Linked DNA regions of Mus musculus: regions 1 and 3 are each linked to region 2. Evidence: chromatin loops called from intact Hi-C (ENCODE). Cell type or tissue: left cerebral cortex. All regions are shown on one strand.

The links. Hi-C counts contacts between places; a loop is a spot of excess contacts. Peaks named below come from ENCODE experiments on the same cell type or tissue, not always from the same donor. Only the 100,000 strongest peaks of a DNase experiment are listed, where the experiment ranks them.
Region 1: a loop joins it to region 2, with 6 times the contacts of the local background. A loop is called at or near these places in 22 of 42 quality-filtered maps.
Region 3: a loop joins it to region 2, with 2.9 times the contacts of the local background. A loop is called at or near these places in 7 of 42 quality-filtered maps.

The regions. Positions count from the first base shown.
Region 1 is chr8:126,592,120-126,596,119 of GRCm38, reverse strand. It overlaps Irf2bp2 (interferon regulatory factor 2 binding protein 2), which reads left to right and starts at 2,134. Exons shown (of 2, transcript NM_001164598.2): 1 at 2,134-3,680. The coding sequence starts at 2,684. It overlaps Gm31546 (a long non-coding RNA gene), which reads left to right. Exons shown (of 2, transcript XR_388210.1): 1 at 1-245; 2 at 458-1,855. In left cerebral cortex, a CTCF peak has its summit at 1,507; DNase peaks (open chromatin) are centred at 2,032, 2,853, 3,144, 3,523 and 3 more places; H3K4me3 peaks cover 3,738 bases; H3K27ac peaks cover 3,758 bases.
Region 2 is chr8:126,496,099-126,500,098 of GRCm38, reverse strand. Gm51605 (a long non-coding RNA gene) reads left to right here. Exons shown (of 2, transcript XR_003947621.1): 1 at 1-2,811. Among named protein-coding and RNA genes, the nearest start is that of Gm51605, 2.6 kb to the left of the region's middle. In left cerebral cortex, CTCF peaks have their summits at 2,428 (motif pointing left) and 3,936 (motif pointing right); DNase peaks (open chromatin) are centred at 1,952, 2,364 and 2,820; H3K4me3 peaks cover 505 bases; H3K27ac peaks cover 1,244 bases.
Region 3 is chr8:126,751,371-126,755,370 of GRCm38, reverse strand. No RefSeq gene overlaps it. Among named protein-coding and RNA genes, the nearest start is that of Gm45805, 5.0 kb to the left of the region's middle. In left cerebral cortex, no CTCF peak of the experiment used is centred here; a DNase peak (open chromatin) is centred at 2,071; H3K27ac peaks cover 322 bases.

The sequences.
Region 1 (4,000 bases), 96 kb before region 2:
GGATCCAGGACCTACCTTAACCCCCTGGAGCCGGGTTGCTTTTTATGAAGGACAGCCCAGATCTAAAATAGCCTTTCCATTTTCCAGCAGGCAGGCATCTGGAGGGGGTGGAGGGAGGCTCCCCCCCCCCGCCCCCCCTGCGCACAGCTCTAACAGCTCAGTTTCAACATGAAGCCAGTGTGAAATACAAAGGAAATGCCGGTCTTTTGGAGAAGCTCCACTTCGCATTTCTCAAGGCAGACATTGTATGTACCTCGGCAATTCTATTTTGGGTTGTAGTGGCGGCTTTCCCTGGAGAGGGCATTGTGGGCTGCTGGCAGGTGGACCGAGTACAATCAGGCCAGGCTTTCAAGGGAGGTTCTGCTTTGTTTTAATGTTTCTGTGTCTGCCTAGTGGGCCATCTCTCAGGGCACTGAGATGACTCTGCAGTCAGGGCAGCTTCATCTCCTCCACTCAGGTTCTGCACGGTCAAAATCACGTGCTCAGATGAGTGACACAGGGTCTTGGAAGAGAGTGACCAGACTGACAGGTCCTGGAGCAGGTGCCCAAACCAGCTGGCACCAGCTGCTTCTGGGAATGGATCCGGGTAGGCCCCATTCCAGGCTTGGAGAGGGTGAGGCAGGCTTGTGACTGGAAGGGGAGCTGGGGAGGCCCTTGACACAGATGTACCTTCTCTGGAAAGCCCCGAGAGAGACGTTCAAGGTTAGCCTGTGGACGCCCTTGGCATCTGGCGCTAAGCTTTCTGTGCCACCTCCAACAGGTTTATTCTTGTGCTCTAAACAGCTCTCTGGGCTGCTTCTCTGTGGGGCGTGTTTCCTCTTGTGGCTATTCTTTGAAGCAACCTGGCATTTTTCAATAGCAGCCACCGGAGAAAAAAAGGTCAGCAGATTTTTCCCCCCTCCCTTTCCACCTTCCAATCCAGTTGTAGGAAAGCTAATGTACTTAGTACCCTGCTCTTCCCACACTTAACCAGCCCATTCCAATCTTGGGGAGAGAGGTGGACCTGCGTTGTTCACCACAAAAGCAAAAGCGGCTCTTACTCAGAGTAGTAGGTCTCAAATCAGAGCCTGACTGACCGACCACTGACAGCACACACCAGTCCCTGCTCCCTACCAAAGTGTACAATTCGGTGTTCCGTCCACTCTGGGCAGCCCTCACTGCCCAGCGTGGAAGGGAACAACGAAGCGATGCTGCCAGGCGCGTCTGTGCCCACTGGGCTAAGCCGGATGGTACAACAGACAGCCAAGTCCACCCGCCAGCGCACGCCCTAGGCGCAAAGGGGACAGCGCGCGCCCAGAGTTGGCCACTCGAAGTTCGGCCCCGCGGAGGCGGTGGGGCAGGGCCTACTAGCCAGAGACCGGGGGCGGGTCCTGAGCCGTGACGCGGTGCGCTGCAGAGCCCAGATCCCTGGAATGTGCACTAGCTCGGCGCGGCCCCAGGGCCCGCGGCGCTGGGCACGTCTTATGTGGAGTTTGCGCAGTGGCAGCGTCCCTTGCCCACGTCACGCGCTCGCTGCACAGACCTACATAAGACGCTGGGCGGCGGCGCCTGAGGAGCCTCGGGCCTGTGCGTCCTCCTTTCAGTGCACGCGCAAAAGAGGCCGGGCCTGCCTGAGCACTAAGTTTTTGTAAAACTTAAAGGGGCAGCGGCAGTGTGTAGTTGCTTCCTCGACCAAAACAGGGCAGAGTGTTGATAGCGTGCGCGCGCCCAGCTGAAGCCAAGTGAGACGCTAACAAGGAAAAGTCCAAAGTGCGCCTCGCTATGCTCCAAATTCCATGCTCAGGAGGCTGCCAGTAACCAAGTGATAAAGTGGCATTGCATGTAAAATAAAACAGTTTGCACGATTTAATCGAAAGAACAGGGCCATGGGTTGGAGCATCCTGGCTGGGTAGGCGGGGTGACACGGGACTCTTGGGGACGCGAGCTGCACACCTGCGGCGCTAGGGCCGCGTGAACTGGTCTGCGCCTCAGTCCCGGCGCGCACGCGATCGAGAAACGGAAGAATCCAGGGTGGCGCGCGAGAGAGCGCAGAGGGAGGGAGGGAGGGAAGGAGGGCGGGCGCACGGGGCCGCGCGCGCCAGGGAGGGAGGGGGCCGCGCAGGCGCCGTGCAGAGCTGTCGAAGAATCAAGTCTGTAGAAGTGGAGCGGCCGCGGCGGTAGCAGCAGCAACAGCGGCGGCGCAGGAGCTGAGGCGCAGTGGGTGCTGTGCAGCGGCCGCGCCGGGGCCCGGGACCGAGCTGCACGCCGCCGCGCGCGGCATGCCCCGCCGCTCGGGCTGAGCTGCCCCGGCGGCTGCCCCGCGTCCCCCGTACCTCGCGCGGCTCTGCGCCCCGGGCGCCAGCGCGACCTGCTGCGCTCGCGGCCCGTCTTTGCCCCGGTCTGGAGGCCCCAGCCCGCGGCCCCGGCCGAGCCGCCGCCCCCGCGCGCGCCGCGCCGCCCCGCCGCCCGTGGGGACCTGCAGGCGCGCCCCGCCGCGCGCCCGCCGCCCCTCGTGCCCCGGGGGCGCCGCGCGGGCGCCGCGCCGGCCCGGGCTCTGCCGCCGCCGCCTCCTCGCCTGCGGCCGCCGCCGCCGCTAGTCGCGCAGACGCGGGCTTGGGCCGGCCGGCGCGCGCGCGCGGGATCCACGGGGGGCGGCGGCGTCCCCTCACCCGGCTCCTCCTGCGGCGCGGCGGGCTGTGCGGACATGGCCGCGGCGGTGGCGGTGGCGGCCGCCTCTCGGCGCCAGTCGTGCTATCTGTGTGACCTGCCCCGCATGCCCTGGGCCATGATCTGGGACTTCACGGAGCCCGTGTGCCGCGGCTGCGTCAACTACGAGGGAGCCGACCGCGTGGAGTTCGTCATCGAGACGGCCCGCCAGCTGAAGCGTGCTCACGGCTGCTTCCCGGAGGGCCGCTCCCCGACCGGTGCACAGCCCGCAGCCGCCAAGCCACCGCCACTGTCGGCCAAGGACCTACTGCTGCAGCCGCCGCCGCAGCTGGGCCACGCGGGCGCCGAGGCCGCGCGCGCTCAGGCTATGGAGCGCTACCCGCTGGCGCCGGATCGTGCCCCGCGCCTGGCCTCCGACTTCAGCACGCGTGCGGGTGCAGGCCTCCCACAGTCGGCCGCGCAGCAGTCCGCGCCGGCGAACGGCATCCTGGTGCCCAACGGGTTCTCCAAACTGGAGGAGCCGCCGGAGCTGAATCGCCAGAGCCCGAACCCTCGGCGTGCACACGCCGTTCCGCCCACTCTGGTGCCTCTGGTCAACGGTTCTGCCGCGCTGGGGTTGAGCGGCCGTGCTGCGGCCACACTGGCCGCGGTGAGCGGAACACCGGGCCTGGGAGCTCAGCCCGCCGAGTTGGGCACCCACAAACGCCCGGCGTCTGTGTCGAGCGCGGCGGCGGAGCACGAGGCGCGCGAGCCGAGCAAGGAGAAGGCGCAGCCCGCGCACCGGAGTCCGGCCGACAGCTTATCCAGCGCGGCCGGGGCCAGCGAGCTGAGCGCCGAGGGTGCAGGCAAAGGCCGCGCGCCCGGGGAGCAGGACTGGGCCAGCAGGCCTAAGACGGTGCGGGACACGCTCCTGGCGCTGCACCAGCACGGCCACTCGGGGCCCTTCGAGAGCAAGTTCAAGAAGGAGCCGGCTCTGACTGCAGCAGGCAGGTTGTTGGGTTTCGAGGCCAACGGGGCCAACGGGTCTAAAGCAGGTAGGGGCGACTGCGGGGCGAGGGGAGAAGGGATGGAGGGCGTGGGGTTAGAGGCAGCGTTTGAGCGCCCGCCCACCCGTGTGTGTGTGTGTGTGTGTGTGTGTGTGCGCGCGCGCGCGTGCGTGTGTGCGCGTGGGTGGGTGGGTGGGTGGGTGGGTGGTAGGGATCCATTCTTCCATGCACAGTTTTGCCTTAATCCAGAAACAACAAACAGCCAACTTCCTGGTCGGCCCGGGGCTGAACCAGAGCTTAGTGGCAACGTGGTCCCTCTGCTGAACCAGCACAACAGGGATGAGTCAGAACGGGTTGATAGGCAGCGA
Region 2 (4,000 bases):
ATCCTGAAGTCTCAGTCTTCCAGCTTCAGCCTTTGACTTCATATATGGTCACATTTATTTAGCTTTCATCGTAGGGAAATTCTGGAGGGCTTGGGGAAATGACTAGGCAGGCAAGAACATCTGATGACCAAGCTTGAAGACTACGGTTCAAATCTCTAGTATGCGTGTAAGAAGCTGGGCATAGTCACACTTACAGGTAACCCCAGTGATGTGCAAGATGGAGACAGGAGGATTACCCGGGCTTGTCTACTGCCAACCTAGCTCTGGATTCGCTGAGAGGTCATCCTGTAGGGGACAAGGCAGAGAGTGACAAAGCAGGACACCTGCCTTCCTCCTCTGACCTCTACATGTGCACAGGTGTACAAAGCAACTAACACATATGTGTAACAACACACACACACACACACACACAGACACCAGGTCCATCTTGACTATGAAGTTCATGAGTCTATGAAACTTTGGTGCTGAGAGATAAACCCAGACTTTGAAGTCAGACTTATGCCAACTACTAAAGCACGTGTGACATTGGGCAAGCCAAGCTGCCTCGCCTCTCTAAACATTGGTTCTTCATGTGAGAGCCCAGGTGTGGATCTGGGAGATGACTTAGCTGGTAAAGTGCTTGCCCTGCAACCATGAGGACTTGAGTTTAATGCCCAGAATCCACACTAAAGAGAAAAACAAAACAAACACATACACAAAAAAACCTAGAAGTGTTGGCTTACACTTGTAGTTCTAGTACTTGGGACTTGGACTTTGGTGATTTCAATATGCTTGCCCCAGGGAGTGGCACTATTAGGAAGTGTGGCCTTGTTGGAGGAAGTATGTCACTGTGGGGGTAGGCTTGGAGACCCTCATTCTAGATGCCTGGAAGCTAGTCTCCTGTCTGCCTTTGGATGAAGACTTAGAACTCTCAGCTCCTCCTGCAACATGCTTGCATGAATGCTGCCAATGCTTCTTGCCTTGATGATAATGGGCTAAACCTCTGAACCTGTAAGCCAGCCCCAATGAAACGCTGTCCTTACAAGAGTTGCCTTGGTCATGGTGTCTGTTCACAGCAGTAAAACCCTAACTAAGACAAGGACTCAGGTAGATAGATCCCTTGGCCTCACTGGCCAGTCAGTCTAGTCTGCTTGGTGAGGTCAGATCAAAGAGTCTCAAAAAAATAATACAGATAGTATGAAGAAAGGACACCTGGGATTGCCTTCTGGCCTTTCACACACATGTATACACATACAAGCAACACATACACACAGGCACCCATAGGCATATGTGCACACATACACTCACACAAAAGGTTCAAAGCCAACTGCCAAGCATTGCCCCGAGTATGGAGCATGAAACTGCTTATATAACATATGGGAGAGAGAGAGAGCCTGGTGCGGGGCAGGTGCCAAGGTAAATATCCGATCCAGCTGCTCTCTATCCACTCCAGTTTCTGATGGGTCAAAAGCACAGCCGGTAATAAACACAATGTTGCCTCTGTCTTCGCTTCCTTTCACTCCTGGGGTCCTGCTTCAGACAGAAGGAAGCAACAGCAAATATCAGAGAACCCTATTGAAAGTGTCACTCATCCATTGAAACGTCCTTTCTATTCAAGAATGTGATGATTAATTATTCATTGCTTTTGGAGTTGAAAGCAAGGACAGGGCTCTCTGCCTAAAAGCCAGAGCTTGACAACAGTAGATTTTCAACGGCCAGATTTTGGTCATGGACTGGTTCCTATGGGATGGACCCCAAGTCTCAGATGTGCAGGGCCGAGAGGCATGCAAACTTCAAATGGAGCGATTGCTCCGTGCCCTCCGTGCCTGCGATGGATCTCTGGGAGTTAATTCCCTGCATGGGTGGCCCGAGTCCTTTGGCCTCCAGCCCCATGGCTCATTCCGCCACTCTGGGCAAGCAGTAACCGCCCACCCCAGTGCAAGTCTTTCTTTCACGGCTCATGGCATGAACAACTCATTAATTCTCCAGGGCCGAGGTTGGGGATTACGTCAGTCTTACACCCCACTGTAAGTGGTCTAAATGCCAGGGTAGCCGTGTTTGCAGGGCTGCATTCGTGCCAGGGGTGCAGATCTATCAATACATAGTTCTGAAATATGCTTCTCTTCCATCGGGTGTGCTTCTCCTGGGCAGCAGATTTCAAAATGGAAGCTCAGTGCCTAGCCAGAACGCAGGCTCGGGAGCGCCTGGAGGACTCTTCGGGCCTCTTCAGGGTAGGTGAGATCTTGCTTGCTATGTCCCCAGGAGGAACAGGAGGCAGAGCTAAGCCAGGCGGTGTGGAGTTTCACACATGTCCCCAAAGACGAGCTTCCTGTGGTGTAGACACGGGACTGCTGCGGGAGGAGGGGGAGTGTCGGGCAAAGGAGGCACAGTGACACATTTCCTGAGGCCCTGGGCTGTGAGCCTGCACAGCGGGGACAGAGTGCCATCTGGTGGTCACTGGCTAGCATTGCAGGTACCATCCGGGCCTTTTTCTCATTAATGGAGAACTCAGAGGGAACTCATTTGGGCTTTTTAAAGATCTGTTTCAAAACACCAACGGAAGACAAGGAGGTCAGATGTGCCCGCTCCTACTCATCATTATACCTCCGGATACTCACTGCCTCACATCCTTCTTGAACCAGACAACGACTTCAATGGCTTCAAGGCCAGTTTTGTTTAGTTTTTAGAGACAGGGTCTCAAACTTGCTATGTGTTCAAGAAAGACCTTGAGGTTTTGGTTCTCCTGTTTCCACCTCCTGAGTGCTTGAATTATAGAGGCACATCATCACACCATCGTGCTGGGGATCAAACCCAGGACTTCACGGCTGATAGGTAAGCATTCCAGCAACTCAGCTGCACCCCAGCCCCAGGGCCAGCACTTGACACGAGCTTACAGCTCTGAGAAGTCTGCCTTGCCTTACACCCTCCCAGACCATGTTCTCCCTGTCACGACTCCACTAACACTTGAGCACAGGAGTCCCTGTCTCACCCCTGCCTGAAACATATGTACATTCTTCTCTAGTCTGCTGAACCCCACACTTTTCAAACTCCACCTGTGGACATGTTGACACCCTCAGAACACCAGCCTCATGGGTGTTCATGCTGATAGACCAGATCACAGACCATATCAAGAGCCTCTGATACCTGGAGGAGGCCTGACATGTGACCAAGTAGCTGTGAAGATGGCTCTGGCTTCGGTAGTCGTGTCCCACACGATGAGTGATTCAGTTAACATTTTCTTTGTTCTGGGGCTAGAAGTCTGAGGTTAAGGCCTTCTTAGAGTTGGTGTCTTTGGAGGCCTCCCAAGGGCACGGTACAACCGTTATCTCTCCGTGTCCTCAGTGGTCTTTACTCTATGACTGCCTGTACCCTAATCTACTTCTTATAAGGACATCAATCATGTTGAAATAGGACGTATCCTCCTGACTGCTTTTTATCTTAGTCATCTCTTTGAAGGCCTTGTCCCCAAATGCATCCATCTTCTGAGGAAATGATCTTCTGGGGATTAAGACTTGAGCATTGTGTTGCCTCTGCCCCTGGTTACCCAGTAGACTCGATGGGGGGATCCTATTGCTGAAGACATCACACACATAGGCTACTGGAAATAGAGAAATCAAGTTAGTAGGGACCAGGAAGCTTCAACCCTGTGGCCAGCTCTCAGTACTGAAAGGCAGTCAGGGCTAACATGTCACCAATTATCTTTTCAAGCTGAGAGCCCTGTGAATAGCAGTAATTGTTATGCTATTGTTTCCAGTTGGACTTGGGGCCAACTCCACAGGAGGAGACAGATGTCTGGTACCACAAATCTGTCCATGTGCTGTGGTCAGGGAGCCCCAAAGATCCCAGAGAGAACATACTGCTTATTATTATACTAAATAATCAAATTGCCCTTTAAGATTTATTTACTTACTTTGTATGTGTACATCGTCGCTGTCTTTAGACACACCAGAAGAGGGCATCGGATCCCATTACAGATGGTTGTGAACCACCATGCAGTTGGTGGGAATTGAACTCAGGACTT
Region 3 (4,000 bases), 260 kb before region 2:
AAAGTTTTAGGATGATACAGGGGTCTTGGGTCAGCTAGACAAACAAACATAGACCCCACATCTGCTCATATGGAGCCAACACTCACAGTAGATTCATCATCATATCTCTCTCTCTCTCTCTCTGTATGTATGTATGTGTGTGCATATGGAGAGCAGAGGTTAACACTGGGCTCCTGTGTTTGCCTTTCCAGGTGGGAGGCCACACCCCTGTGCTTATGTGGATGCTGAGGACAGGATTTCTGGTCTTCATGCTTCTACAGCAAGTTCTTCATCTTTTGAGTCATCTCCTCAGCCTCACAGTGAACTTGCACCCACAGAGGATTAAGATGGATCACAGTACATTGGGTTAGCTCATTTCACATATCAGATATGATCTATCCATCTGATAGGGTCATGGGTATGAAACACGGGAAGATGTGTAGGGCATCTATGTGAAATACATCTAATGGCGTTTTTCACAGGCCTGGTCCCTGGCTGGCCGTCTACTGATCCTGTTTACAGACAGTCACCTTCTTGAGTCATCAAGATTCTCCTCACATCCCTCACTGGTGTCAGCACAGCTAGAGCAGGGCCGTGGAGCATGCATCCCTAAGGGTTAGAGCTTACCTCACCTCAGCCTCCATGCCAAGCAGGCAGGATGCTGCCAGTAAGCTAAAAATGCACGGGAGTCGTTTGGGTGAAGTACAGTGGGGTTTGTGTTTATGTTGGGTTAAGGTGAGCCCGGGCCTAACTGTTGCCCAGTTGGGTGGTGAAGGAGGACTGTAGGAGAAACCGGGGCACCCAGGGTTCTCCATGGCCCAGAGACGCCCGATGACACTCCCAGTGACTGCTGCTGTCTATGACAGATTGTCTGGGAGCACACCTCACCTTCAGCTTATAAATAGAATCATGTCTGAGGAGATCTGCACAGTGGGCAGGTGCCATCTGTGCCAAGGTTTTGTTTGTTTGTTTCTTCACTTGGCTTCCATCCAGGGTTGAACACAGAGCTGATCGCTGGATGGGGCCATAAGTAAACAATAGATCCATGGTGTGGTTTGAAGATATGAGTTTCCCATGACACAGCTGTAATGGCCCCGGTGTCCCAGTGGTACATTTCAGCCCTTAAAACAATAAATCCTGGTGCAACATTGTATCTATTGCATTGTTTAAGGAAACTAGTACCAGTTACAAAGAAGCTGCTTAAAACATACCCATGGCCCCGTATATATGCCTTTTCTAAGGGAGGTGGATGGCTGAAGAACCCAAGCTCCTCCTATATTGTTATTCTGTATGCCCTATACCCTTTTAGACCTCTGTCTAGAGGCAGAACTTGATGAAGATGATACTTACCGTATTCTGGAATGATGGGGGAGACATACCCTCATGCCAATCTTGCACTATGGAAAGTACCATGCTGGTGTGGCTGGGCAGTTAGCCTCCTCTGCCATGATAATAGCATGAACTTCCATAGCCTCAGTCTCTGCATCTGTCAGATACAGGACAACGGAGTCTGCTTCTGAAGGTTACTGGAAGCACCAGCACTGATTCATAGAGGTTTTGCTGGGCCACAGTCAGTGCTATAGATGTTACATTCAAGGCTGTGACCAGTGCCAGAGAGAAGGGCTCTCTCACCATCTGGAGGCAGGGAGTACATCCCCACCCCAACTGCTTTCAGTTCTATGCCCATGCCTCGCTTCTGCCTGAACAGGCCTCCTAATGACCATTATGCAATATGCATTCTGTGTTTTGATTATTATGCTAATGCAAGCCTATTTCATTGTGATTACAGTGTGATATGTATTATCTATTCTGATGATTATGTATATGCAAATGAATAGCTCACTCAGACATGTGTCTCATAGGCTCAGTCTTGCTAGGGCACTGGCAGAAGCTTTTAAATGTTGCCCTCATTGTTTGCCATTGTTCAAAATATCTTCTATTAAAAAAGCAATGCAGGTCATTGTAAAAATGGCCAACACACAGACAGCAACAGAATGGGACTCAGAAGCCACTTTCCCGCCCTCTTCTTTACTTGTTGCTTGGATAAGTAACCGTTGTGAACAGTCTGGGCAAATCTTTCCAGAAATATTCTGTGCTTAGACACAAGCTATATAAATGCTTCTACTTTGCACAAAAGCAAATCACACTGAAATGTTATTTTTCTTTTCCACTATTTTGGTGTCTGGTCTAATTTAGTATTTTTAACAGTCAAGCAGAAACCCACGATGGAGATGGCTGTAGTCTTTCTCCTCAGAGAAGAGATGTTTAGGGATTGTTGCCAAGGTATCAAATTTCTCTTTTTTTTTTGAGAGCTAAATGTGTGTGTTCCCTAAACCTGCTTCCATCCTATCACAGATACTTCCAAACCACAGACCCATAGGAAGAGCCCACTAGCTTCCCATTATACCTCTGCTGTGGTTCCCAGAAGTAGATGAGCCTGGTCCCAAAGCATGTGTTATGAAGAGTAAGTCCACAGAGGAATCAAGGGGTCAAACACCCCCATCCTGTGCCTGCAGCCTCAACTCCCCGGAAGAACAGAGCACCAGAGATACTTGGTTTCCCTTCAAAGACACGGTTCAGGGCTCAGTTCATTCCAGTCTAGGTTCTCAGCACAGCACAAACCAATGGCTTGTGCAACATGAAGAAGATTTGGTCAGAGAGCGATATTTTTGGGTGTGTGTGGGGGTGACTCTCCTGTCTCCTTGAAAGAAATAATTTGGTTGTGGTGGTTTGAATAAGAATGGTATGCCATAGGATCATATGTTTAAATGCTTAGTCATCTGGGAGTGGCAATATTTGAAAGGATTTAGTGGGGTGGTCTTGTTGGAGAAAGAGTGTCACTGGGGGGTGTACCAGCTCTCTGAAATGCTAAGCAAGCCTCTAATTAAATGCTTGCCTTTATAAGAATTGTCTTGGTCATGGTGTCTCCTCACAGCAATAGATCAGTGAGCAAGACACAGACAGTTTAAGTAGAAGTTTACTCCAAAGACTCTAGAGGGGGAGGGGGAGGGGGAGGGGGAGGGGGAGGGGAGAGGAACAGAAGGGCCCGTGACTTAGATTATTTTGATACTCATTACAACTGTGAAACCCTCCCCAAGAGCAGGCTCCTATCGATGGACCTCCTAAAGCCAGTGCTTTGTCCCACTTTGAGAATTGCTGCCCTGGAACCTTCTATTTCTCTGTGCGTGTGATTTAAGCAGAAATACTAGCAGTCTCGGGAATGTGTAAGATTTCTGTCAGGAGTAAGTGAACTCTGTCTCTGAGCTGAGCCTTCCTGAACATGGGATGATATTTTTGACCACAATGATCCTTACGGAATGTTTTTCTCTCTGTTTTTTTCTGGAAAGAAAATAAAATGTATCCATTTCCAGTTACCTCTGTGGATAAGGAGTAAAGAACAAGGAAGTGTCCCGGGGCTCTCATTCCTGCAGATGTAGGGATCTTTTTATTGCCTAATGTGCTTTGGGCCAGACTTGCATCGGTCCTATTTTTAGACTTGGTGAATTTGGCCTCTTTTTCAACAGATCATATTAATGAACTACAGATGGGCCATAATTGATTCCTTTCTGTCACAATTATTTCACAGGCAAGCCGAATGCACTCAGTGTCTCCTTGGTGACTAGTTACCTGGTTCCTAAAAATCCCCACTAGATCTGCAAGCAGGTTTCCTTTTTGGCTTGGACAGTAGAGGACAGACTATCTGAGATGGATCCAGAAGTACTTAGATGTGTATTTGGCGTCCTTGGCAGTCACAGTGGATATTTGGGGATCTTGGTGACTCTGTAATATGTCAAAAGGAGATGCTTACACTTAAAGTCTTGGTGAGTGGAGGATGGGCAGTGTTACTGGTTCCCACGGGACACATTTCCATCTCAGGTCAACAGTCTCACAAGGACTTTACCTCCCTTTTGGTGACAGCTTCAAGCAGTGCTGTACATCTTGGATCCAGAATGCACTTTAAAGTTTTAGTTAGTGTGTGTGTGTGTGTGTGTGTGTGTGTAGGGTGCATGTACACATACAC